Linked DNA regions of Mus musculus: region 1 is linked to region 2. Evidence: chromatin loops called from intact Hi-C (ENCODE). Cell type or tissue: gastrocnemius. All regions are shown on one strand. Links, peaks and the distances in the headings refer to the core of each region. The heading gives the core; the rest is flanking DNA.

Region 1 (5,383 bases), core at 256-5,255, 52 kb before region 2:
TTGATACCCCAGCATAGGGGAATGATTGGGCTGTGGGACAGGAATGGATAGGTGGGTGGGGGAGTACCCTTATGGAGGTGGGAGGGGGTGGAATGGGAGGTTTTTGGAGGGGAAACCAGGAAGGGAGGTAACATTTGAAATATAAATAAACAGAATAGCCAATAAAAACAAAACAAATCACAAAGTACTGCCTCCTAACCTAAGCTTCCCAAGGCCTACCATTTTTTTATTTGTTACTATTTTTGAAGCACCTTTGTCTATGGGAAAATCCAGAAAGCCATGAAGATAGTCAGGGCAAGGTACTAGGTGAGAAAAGTCCTGGACATTTTTAAAATCCTGCTTTTTCTCGTAGGGTGATTAAGTTCACCGTAAATGTGGCTAAGTGTTAAACCCAACTACAACCCCACAACCCGGACACCCGGTCTGCTGAGATGGAGAGACAGGAGTCTTGCTGGTTTTGTTGGTTTGGGTTTATTTAAGCCTTTGTTGTATTGTTTAAACCTGGGCAGCTTAAGTAACAGAAATTTATTTTCTTACTCTTCTGGATAAACACAGTCTTGGCAGAGCTGGTTTCCTATGAAGCCTTTCTTCCCTTAAGAAGTGTTTGTTTTGGTTGATGGTCTCGGAAGTTTTAGTCCATGGTTGGCTGATTAGATGACTGTGAACCTAGGTGAGGCAGGAACCTATGTGTGGAGGCTCAGAGTGACTGCCAGCTTCCCAAAGAAACTCTCTCTTCCCAGGCCTGTGGAGTTTTACTGCACAGCTCACCTGTGGCCTCTGGCCTCCAGCACGTTCTATTTTTCTAAGCTTCAGCAACATCTGTAGACACTGGTTACTTTAGAGTACACCAGACGATTTTGTGCCTGTCCTTTCAGCAGCCCCTGACAGCCCGTAACAGACTTTACAGTTATCTACACATAAAATTCCTAGAACCAGGCAGGGACCACGCTCCCACAGTGGCAGGAAGGATTAAGGCAAAGATGTGCTAAACCTTGCTTTACTGTCTGTGTACACTTTTTCTTGACTCGTCATTTACATGACCAAACTGTTATGTTTTGGATCTTCCACTGTAAAATCAGTAGCATGCTAACAGATGTTTACTAGCCTGCCTGAGAAGGGATGGTGTGAGAAACCTCAGTGTCAAGATTGGCGGTGTCCATGGTGGAAACCCTTCTGACATGGGTGGTTTGGGATATTTATGTGAAAGCATCTGATATGGAGTTGAGAAAACATCTACTTTTTGGGGGAGCCCATGGGTTCATGGGAAACAAAGCTAGTACCTTACTTCAAAACAGCGGAAAGCACAAGCAAGCCATCAACTAATAAACATTACCATCTTCAGTTACCTCTAGTAAAAAGAATAAGTCAGGGATTGATGTTTCTTACCAAGTCAAGATCTTCACTTCCATCCCTGCTCCCTTGCATTCTAGAATGCTCTACAGCTCTTCTGAAGGGCTGCCTCCAGATGACCTATCTCCGTAGCTGCGTTCTATCTTTAGATCTTACATCACTGGCTTCCGTGAACACAACCACAGGGAGCAGGGCTACCACCCTGCAGGGAGCAGATCAGGCCTGAAAAGACTTGTTCCTCACTGGTGGACCTGTTAACCTTGTGAGCTGCAAGGGAAACTCAAATGGATCATCTTTCCTAGGCTCCCTGGTTAACAAGGTGCTTTATCCTAGGTTGGTTACGCCTGATATCAGCACTAACCATGCATTTCCCTGGAAAGTTTATGAAGGCTTCTTAACCACCCTTGACAAGCTAACAGTTCTGTGACCGTCATGTCCTTAATCTGTCTGTTCAGGTTCAAGCTTAGGCAAGTCTGGAGAACAAAGGTTGCCTCACCTAGCAATGTGAGTTCTAGGACTCAGTTCCCCCAAGTGGTTGTGTTGCTCCCTGCCTTGTATAGATCATTTTGTCTACCCACGCATCCACCAATGGCTGCAAACAGATAGAAACGTGGGCCATGTTGTATTCCCTCACAGTCTAGGATGGGGATCATATCCACTGGCCAGAGTCTGTGTATAAAAGACAGCTCTAAGATGTGTAAAAGAATCTGAGAAACCAAAGGAGGAACTCTTCTTCCTTACAAGTTCTAAGAAAGTTTCTGTAGACTCCAGGAGATAAAAATCTGGGGAGGTAAGGCCTGGAGTTAGACTGTGATGTACCTTATATTCCAAATGGGGATGTGGTTCCCAGCACAAAGGGTTGTTTGTTTGTTTCTGTTGTTTGTTTTTGTTTTTTTTTTCTTCTTCTTCTGTGTTTTGGGGCTTAAAATCTTGGTTTCTGTTTACAGAGTATTGTGGCAGATACACCAAGTGTTTTAATTTTTCTCTTTTAAAACGATTAATTTAGTTTATTTAGTTTTTGAAACAGGGTTTTTCTGTGTAGCCCTGGCTGTCCTGGAACTAACTATGTAGACTAGGCTGGCCTTGAACGCAGATCCACCTGCCTCTGCCTCCTGGGTGCTGAGATTAAAGACATGAGACATTGAGCAAAGCACTCAAATGTACACACCTGGGAATAGGCAGAGGCACAACCCACTTCTGACACACTAAGCCTGTGGTCTGAGAAATACAAGGTGCAGAAGTGGTGTGCATCTATAATCCTGGCACTCAAGATATAGAAGCAGGACCAAAAGTAGGAAGGAAAGGAGGAAAGGACCAAAAGTAGGAAGGAAAGGAGGAAAGGACCAAAAGTAGGAAGGAAAGGAGGAAAGGACCAAAAGTAGGAAGGAAAGGAGGAAAAGAGGGAGGGAGGGAGGGAGGGAGGGAGGGAGGGAGGGAGAGAAGGGAGGAAGGAAGGACAGATGGACAAGGCAGCAGTTGAGGGACTTGGAAGAGAGGACTTTCCCCGCCCTAATCTCTTCCCAAATGATAGTTCAAAGGATATTGACAGTGGTACCAATTTACCTTCCATGATGGTGGGTGCTGCTGAGAAATGTTGGATCAGTGCTTAATCTGCTCATTTATGAATAAGCAAATGCCACTTCCAGGTGTAATGTTAGCTGCATTAGAAGCATCTGCTCAAGAGATATGAATGTCAGCCCTGAGTACTGACTTTCATTTGACACACTGTAAAAAGAAGGATTTCCACTCAAACACAGAAGCTCCATAGAAAGAAACTGGTCTGTCCTTTCAGCCATTGGGTAGGCTACTTGATAGGAACTGCTTGGGTGTTATTTACTTCAGTGTTGACATAACTCTGTTCAAACATGTGTGCCAATAAGACCTTGAAGTCCAGGGAAGTGAGGGTGCTTGCTCTAGCTTGGGGTTGATTTTCTTTCTGCTACTCTATTAACTGAATCTATTTCATTTCTACCTTAGTGAGTAGCTGCCCAAGCGAGGAGTGATAAGAATTTAACTATATCTGAAAGGGCCTTCCTAGTGGTTGTATGACAGTGTGGTACAGTGAGAAGAACCAGAGCTTTGATGGTTGGCATCCCCGCTCTGTCATGGTGTGACCTTTGACAAATACTTAATCTCTCCTCAAAAGATAATGATGGGAATTAAAGCAGATGATAGGTACCTGGAACAACTTAAATACATGTTTATCCTTTCTTGCTCTCTCCTGGTACAATGTGAATGGACATTTCCAGCTTAAGTGAGTTCGCTAAAGACTCAGTACACTGTTAGAGATATTGTCATGTATTTTAATTCAAACAAATACCCATTGCATGAAATTTTTATGGAAGTTTAAGTATGGTGAAGCTAGGCAATTCCTACACAAAAGTCACTAAAGTCCATTACTCATAGAGAGGCACAGTAAGAGTTGGGGGTGAGGGGGGTGGGGAGAGATGAGAAGTTGGCCATATAGCAGTTGAAAAACTCTGGAGGTAAAACACACATGCAGACAGAGAAAGAGTAACAGAAGACAGCAAAGGATGTGTGCTCAAGGATAATATGGACAGCTGAAGGGTCATCTCAGACAAGAGCTCCCCATGACCCCCTTCGTGCATGCTTTCCTCCTACCTCCCACCCCTTACATGCTGGGTGTCTCTGAGATTGGCAAAACTTTTCTCTGGAACAAAGTTGGGGCTGACATCTCCTAGAATTCCCCGTAAGGCCAGAGGCTTCTAGAGTTTGAAAAACTGCTTGGAAAGTTTCTTTGTTTTGTTCTGGTTTGTTTGTTTGTTTGTTTGTTTTGGTCTTTTTCAAGTCAGGGTTTCTCTGGGTGGCCCTGGCTGTCCTTTTTTGTTTTGTTGGTTTTGTTTGTCTCTAATCCCTCTTGGCAGGGGGTGGTGGGCAGGGGGGGTGCAGGGCAGGCAGGGATGGGGGAGGAGGTGTAGGGAGAAAGGCAGGTCTGAAAGCCCACTGGCCAGCCAGCCTAGCCCAAACAGTTCCGTGAGAGACTGCTGTCTCCAGGCAATATGATGGAGAGTGATAGAGGAAGACACTCAGCATCCTTTTTGGCCTCCATGCACACATTCGAAGGTCATGCTGTCATGCTTAATTTTTAACATGAGTGCTGGACGTGTGAGCTCATGTGCATGCAACACACACACACACATACACACACTCATGCACACTAATACAAACTAAATTATCTCTATGTAGACTTCTTCATCATAAGTTCCTAATAACTGAGCTGAAATAACTGAGCTGAGTTTATGTGTATGTCTACACACATGTGTGTGTATTCTATATATCTCTGTATATTTACAATATAACAACCATTTGCATAGTATTTATATTGTACTAGGTATTATAAGTCATCTAGAGGTTATTGAAGTATATGGAGAATGCACCTAGATTTCATGCAAATAATCTGTCATTATTTACAGGGACATAAGCATTGTTAGGATTTGGTGTCCAGCAGAGTACTAGGAGCAATGCCCCCCCGAATACTGAGAGGCGATTGTCTCTGCAATCATGGCATTGAAAATTGAGTGAAGGGGCTGGAGAGACGGCTCAGTGGTTGAGTACTTGTTGCTCCTGCAGAGGACCTGGCTTCGGTTCCCAAGACCCACGTGGTGGTTCACAAATCTCCACAACTCCAATTTCATGGGATTTGATGCCTTCTTTCTACCCGCATAGGCACCCTGAGTATGCATGTGGTATACAGACATACATGCAGCCAAAACCACAAATAAAATAAAATGGATAAATATCACTTTTTTTCAATTGAGTGAAGACAATACCTACACAATTTATACACAAAACAGAATATAATCTTAACAGTTCTCAGAAGGACTAAGTGCCACTTATTTAATAGGTCTGTTATGATGTGAGCCTGAAACATATCCCCCAGGCTCATGCTATAAACACTTGGTCCCCAGCTGGCAATGCTATTTTGGGAGGTTGTAGAACCTTTGAGAAAGGAAGTCCAAGCCAGCTGGTGCAAACAGGTCATTAGGGACAGGCCTTTCAAGGTTACACCACA
Region 2 (5,383 bases), core at 242-5,241:
ATAGGCATGTCCTACCTGCCATGCTCAGCTTCCAGCAGCATCCCCTAGGAAGGAAATAGATTGCATTTTGCAGTACTAGAAATACACTATTCCCATTTTAGGCTAACTCCATCCTGCAATGGCATCAGTGACAAGAAGGTCCTCAGGGCTAGAGTTAATCCTGCAGGCCTGTGTTCAAGCTCCTGTGAGGGGCCAGCAGCATCATACTGCCCATGTCATTGAGGGAGGCTGAGGGGAGGGCCTCAGGTAGAGAGGTGGTGTCCCCAGCAGTGTGCACGTCCTCAGAAGTCTCCTCACTTCCCTGGAGCCCTACCCAGAGAACGGTGCGTCCTGTTGAGGCGAAGACTGCTCAGGGCTGAGAACTGCTGTGTTCAGGAACGGTTTTCCTGAGCTGTAGATTGTTCACATCTGATACCTTGATGCTGACTTTTGTTGCTCTAGATAGCTTCCTGGAATCTAAGAATCCAGAAGTTCAAAGCCACTCTGAGGAAGGGAGCTCTGTGTTCTGCTACACCAGGAAAGGGGAGGGGGTACATTTTCTTAGCTGTGGGAATTTCAAGAAGCTTGGTTTCTTTGTATCTGAGTTTGCTTATTTATAGGATTGAAGTAACAGTGGTAGCCCTTTATGTGTCACTGCGTAAATGTGTAAAATGTTTGGCATGGCTAATAGTGCAGTTTTAATTATATTTATTTGCATGTATGCGCATACGTGTGTGAGTGCTCACACACAGGAACATGCACTCTCACAAACATGAGCATGCACGAGCACACAGTCTTTATATTTTTCCATGGCTGCAGGCTGTATCAGCAATGGCTTTTGACTTTTAGCAGGGATAAAGAGCTTTGAGTTCATGGTGGATGTGCTAGCTAGTTTTATGTCAACCTCACACAAGCTAGGGTTATCTGAAAGGAAGGACCCTCAATTGAGAAAATGCCTCTGTAAGATCCACCTGTTGGGCATTTCTTAATTAGTGATCGATTCCCAACACATTGTGAGTTTGTGGCTCTGGGTTCTATAAGCAATCAGACTGAGCAAGCCATTGGGGCAAGCCAGTAAGCAGCCCCCCTCCATGGCCTCTGCATCAGCTCCTGTCTTCTGGTTCCTATGCTGCTTGAGTTCCTGCTCTCACTTTATTGCTTTTGATGATGAGCTGTTCTGTGGAATGGAGTGAAATAAACCTTTTCCTCCCCAGGTTGCTTTTGATCATGGCGTCTCATCCTAGTATTAGTAACCCTGACTAAGGTGGACATGCTCTCTTATTTCCTTTGTGTTACCCTCAGGATGTTACCGTGGGAGAGTAGAGTAGTCAGAAGTCCTCAGAGATGCCTTGGAGATTGTTTGATGCTGGACAGATGATTTCACCGTTGTATACATTTAAAAAGCAGAGGAGCATTAGTTAATATTGGAAGTAGCTGAGCAGCTTGTTCTGTCTCTGCATCTTCTGCAAGCCTTCAGAATACACGCTGGAGGGAAGCTTAGCAAACACGTTGCCTGTTGTAGTGGCACGTCCAGCTTAAGTAGCTTTTGTTAGCTGCAAAACCAGTGAGTCAAGCTGAACACACTTAGCTATGTAAGTAGCCTTGGATTAAACTGTTTATGAATCTTGATTTTCCTTTTTATAAAGTGATGTGATGATGTTTTCCTCAGAGTAGTGTTAGTGTGAGTAGTAGATGAGATGTAAAGAACCTATCACACTTGGGAGGAAGAGGCAGGTGGATCTCTGTGAGTTCGAGGCCAGCCTGGTCTACAGAGCTAGTTCTAGGACAGCCAGGCTACACAGAGAAACTCTGCCTCGAAAGCCAAAAACAAACAAGCAAACAAAAAACTTCCCAAAACAACAAAAATATATCAGTGGATAACAATGTGACTGTATTGCATAATAGAGCTAAGACTGTTGTAAGTGTATTGTCTGGATGTTGTTACCCTTCAAAGTCAGTATCCATTTAGAAAGTATTTAGGTTGCTTTTAGCCTGCTTGCCTGCCGCCTGCCTGCCTGTCTTCCTGCCTGCCTGCCTTCCTGCCTGCCTGCCTGTCTTCCTGCCTGCCTGCCTTCCTGCCTTCCTGCCTTCCTGCCTTCTTCCTTTCTTTCTTTTTAAGGCAGGAGGAGAGAGAAAGCAGATTCATACAGTTGAGGGGGGAAGGAAAGGGAGAGGGGAGAGGGAGAAGAAGAAAAGGAGGAGAAGGAGAGGGAGAGGGAGGGAGAGAGGGAGAGAAGGAGAGAGAAATAGAGATTGAGAGTCACATCCCCAGAAGTTGAGTTACCTGATGTGGGAAGTGAACTCAGGTCCTCAGCAAGAGTAGCACGTGCTCCTAACTACTGAGTCATCTCAAGGCCCATGTTTACAGGGATTTTTTTTTTTATCCCCATTATGAACAACACACAATAATACTCAGGCTGCCCAATCTCTGTGTGTTTTGTGTGTTCTTAGGGTACATTTCTGGGAGTAACAGAAGTGCCTGATTTTCGCCCTTATTTCATTATCAGATTCAGATTGTCTCCAGGTAACCTTTCCCTCTCCCACAGCGGTGGGAATAGGCAGCTGTGGGAGGGTAAGGAGAATGTGGACTTCCTGCCACCTGGTAAGCTAAGAACAAGGGCTCCTTAGGCATTGGCTGAGCTCCCAGAGGCAATGGCCTAGGACATAGCCAGTCAGCCTTGTGCCATATTGGCTGGGTGAGGTGGATTCTTGTTTCTGCTTTGTGGGTGTAGAAGAGGTATGGACTTGGCTGAGTCACACTGAGTTATAGGTCTAGGTGTCTGTTACAGGTATGGGAGCCTCACTGTTGACAAGCAGAAAGGGAATTCAAAGTTTTTGTTAATTTGTACTTATTTTTATTGTGTGTGCACAGCATATACGTGGAGATTAGAGGATAGCTTTCTAGACTTGGTTCTTCCTTCCACCATGGGATCTGGAACTCAATCTGCAGAGGTGCTTTTACCTAGTGAGCCATCTCAGTAGGCTTGTTTGTTCTTGGTTAGGCCCTCTTTCACCAGGAAATGTATTCTTTGAAGAGTTCAAGTGAATGGGGTGGGCAGCTAGTACAAGCCCATCTGGAAATGCCTTCCTCTAGGAATGTTAGTACCTGCAGAGAACCTGCAGATCAGTCGAGTCTGATTCTAGAAACCAAGAGTCTATTTCAAACCCAGTGGAACACAGTGTTAGGTCTCAAAGAAACTCAGGACAAATGGGTTAACTGAGGTGCCTATTAATATATATTAATATATAATATAACACTGGCCACCAAGACCTCAGCATCCCAAGTACCTTCTACAGAGCTCTGGCTCCTCTCCATGCTCCTCACCCATACCCTAAACCTTTCCAGCCTGTTGAGCTTTGTTTCCCTTCCCCCACCCTTTTCCCTCTGTAACCGGGCTATTTTGGCCACATGCTCTGTTGGCTCCCCTCTCTTGTCCTTCTCTTTCCTCTTTTTCTTTCACTGTCCCCCACCCTCACCCCCATTGCCCGGTCTATTCTGCTGGCCATGTTCAGTCTGGACTCTTCCACATGCCTCTGGCTGTTTGCTCCCTCATATCTACACTAAATAGCTTCTCCCCAACCATACTTAGGAGTGGGCATATCCCCATTTTCATTTACATAAAACCTAACGAGCTTCTCAATGAGATTAAGTGTGTATACAGTCATAGATTAGGACTCATACCTACTGAAAATAATCAAGAGGTCAGTGCAGGGGCCTATACCAAAAGCAGTTGGGGTGGGCGTACAGGCAGCAGAATTGTGGTAATAAGCGCTGAACTTCGGCTTGAGTTCTGAGACTATGTTGTGAGTTTAGTTTTGGTTGCAGTATATGAGAGGCTGGTTTGCTTGTGTAAGTAATTGCCTATAAGAATAGTTTGATATTTACCTTGTGATTTTTATTTTTAAAGGATGCTCTTTATTTAAATTGACCTAGATGCCTGAAAGATGGATAGGTGGAATCTTTTGTCTCAAAGAAGAATCTTGTTATTTAGCGAATGCTTCTGGTTTGTCTCACAAAATGCAAAGTGGATGCTTGTGCATGCTCACTCCTTTATTATAGTACAGCCTTCAAAACATGCATCTGTTGTTGTGTAACTGGCTACTCTCTGGGATAACAGCACAAACCAGCAGATGTGTCTGTCTGCTTGGCCTGACCTTTGATTGAATGTGCTACAAGTATATGATATACTTGCTGGAACAATTTTAAAGGAACGGTACAGGCTAAACTGGAAAATAATAGACACAGCCTCCTTTAGAATCAGTGATTTATTTAGTATTCAGAGATAAGCTTAGAATCATTGAGAATAGCTTTGTTTTGCGGGTAAACAAAAAGGTTGCATGTAGAATATTTTTCCCTATAAAACTTAATTTTGTACAGGCATATTTAATTTGAAAATTTGAAGTATATATACTTCAGAATGAAATTTGACTGCTATAGCACCTTGAATCCTTTAGCTCCTCAGAATACAGGTTGAAAAATCTTCATATTACTGCTGTGCGTGCATGTGCGAGCGTTCGAGTGCCACAAACCTAAGCTTCTCTAAGACATTTTTTTTTCCTTTGCTGAACATTTGGGACTCCCTGAGGAGGTAGAAAGGACACTTGAGTAACAGCCTGCTCTTGGTTTTTGCCTTTGCTCATCTTTAGAGCATGGTTGTATGACCTATTCTAGACACCAAGATGCTGGCTTTAAGGTAAATGGCCTTGCTGCAGGCCCTCTGGTCCCCTGTGCCTGTGTAGGAAAGAGTCTCTAGAGTAGATGGGCAGAGATTAGGATGAAAATGACAATCAGTCAAACACACAAGAGAGGTGTTGAATCTGAATGCAATGCTCCAGTCGAGCATCAGACTTTTATAATACAGAATAAATTGCAGAACAAGGCACATTGAATTTTTCCAGGTGCAAAAGGAGTGACTTCAAAAGGAACCAGATAAATGTATAACACTAGAGATTAACACAGATGCAAGGGGAGTGACTACAAAGGGAATTTGTAGGAACCAGATAAATGTTTACATTAGAGATTAGCACTTTCTGCCAGGCAAGAGTTTTACACTTAGAGTTAATAGCCCCAGGGTAGTTAACTCTTGACACGCCTCAAGAATAATGTAGTGTCACTGACCCCAAAATTCTCTAGGCCTCGTTAATTCTTATCTATATCTGGAGACTGTCCATTTTCAGTATAGTATACTAATTTGCTCTTGGCATGAAATGTAGTCTGTAATAAGAATTTCTATCTCAGTGAGAATTTTAGTCTCTATCTGTAAACAGCTGAGTAAAATGGCAAGTGCCTAATTGTTTTCTGAATGGGTTAAGCTCCTTGCTGCTATCTGGAATCTAAGAACACTGGGAAAGGCTTTAGCTATGTTAGAATACAATCTTAAAAGGCATTTACTATAAGGTGATG

What was found. Hi-C counts contacts between places; a loop is a spot of excess contacts. Peaks named below come from ENCODE experiments on the same cell type or tissue, not always from the same donor. Only the 100,000 strongest peaks of a DNase experiment are listed, where the experiment ranks them.
Region 1: it touches region 2 in a loop (2.3-fold over the local background); 1 of 42 quality-filtered maps calls a loop at or near these places.

Annotation. Positions count from the first base shown.
Region 1 is chr4:101,280,274-101,285,656 of GRCm38, reverse strand. No RefSeq gene overlaps it. Among named protein-coding and RNA genes, the nearest start is that of Gm25124, 12 kb to the right of the region's middle. In gastrocnemius, for the core only: no CTCF peak of the experiment used is centred there; no DNase peak of the experiment used is centred there; H3K27ac peaks cover 2,473 bases.
Region 2 is chr4:101,228,055-101,233,437 of GRCm38, reverse strand. All of the region lies in intron 1 of Jak1 (Janus kinase 1), which reads left to right. Among named protein-coding and RNA genes, the nearest start is that of Jak1, 35 kb to the left of the region's middle. In gastrocnemius, for the core only: no CTCF peak of the experiment used is centred there; a DNase peak (open chromatin) is centred at 2,633; H3K27ac peaks cover 1,305 bases.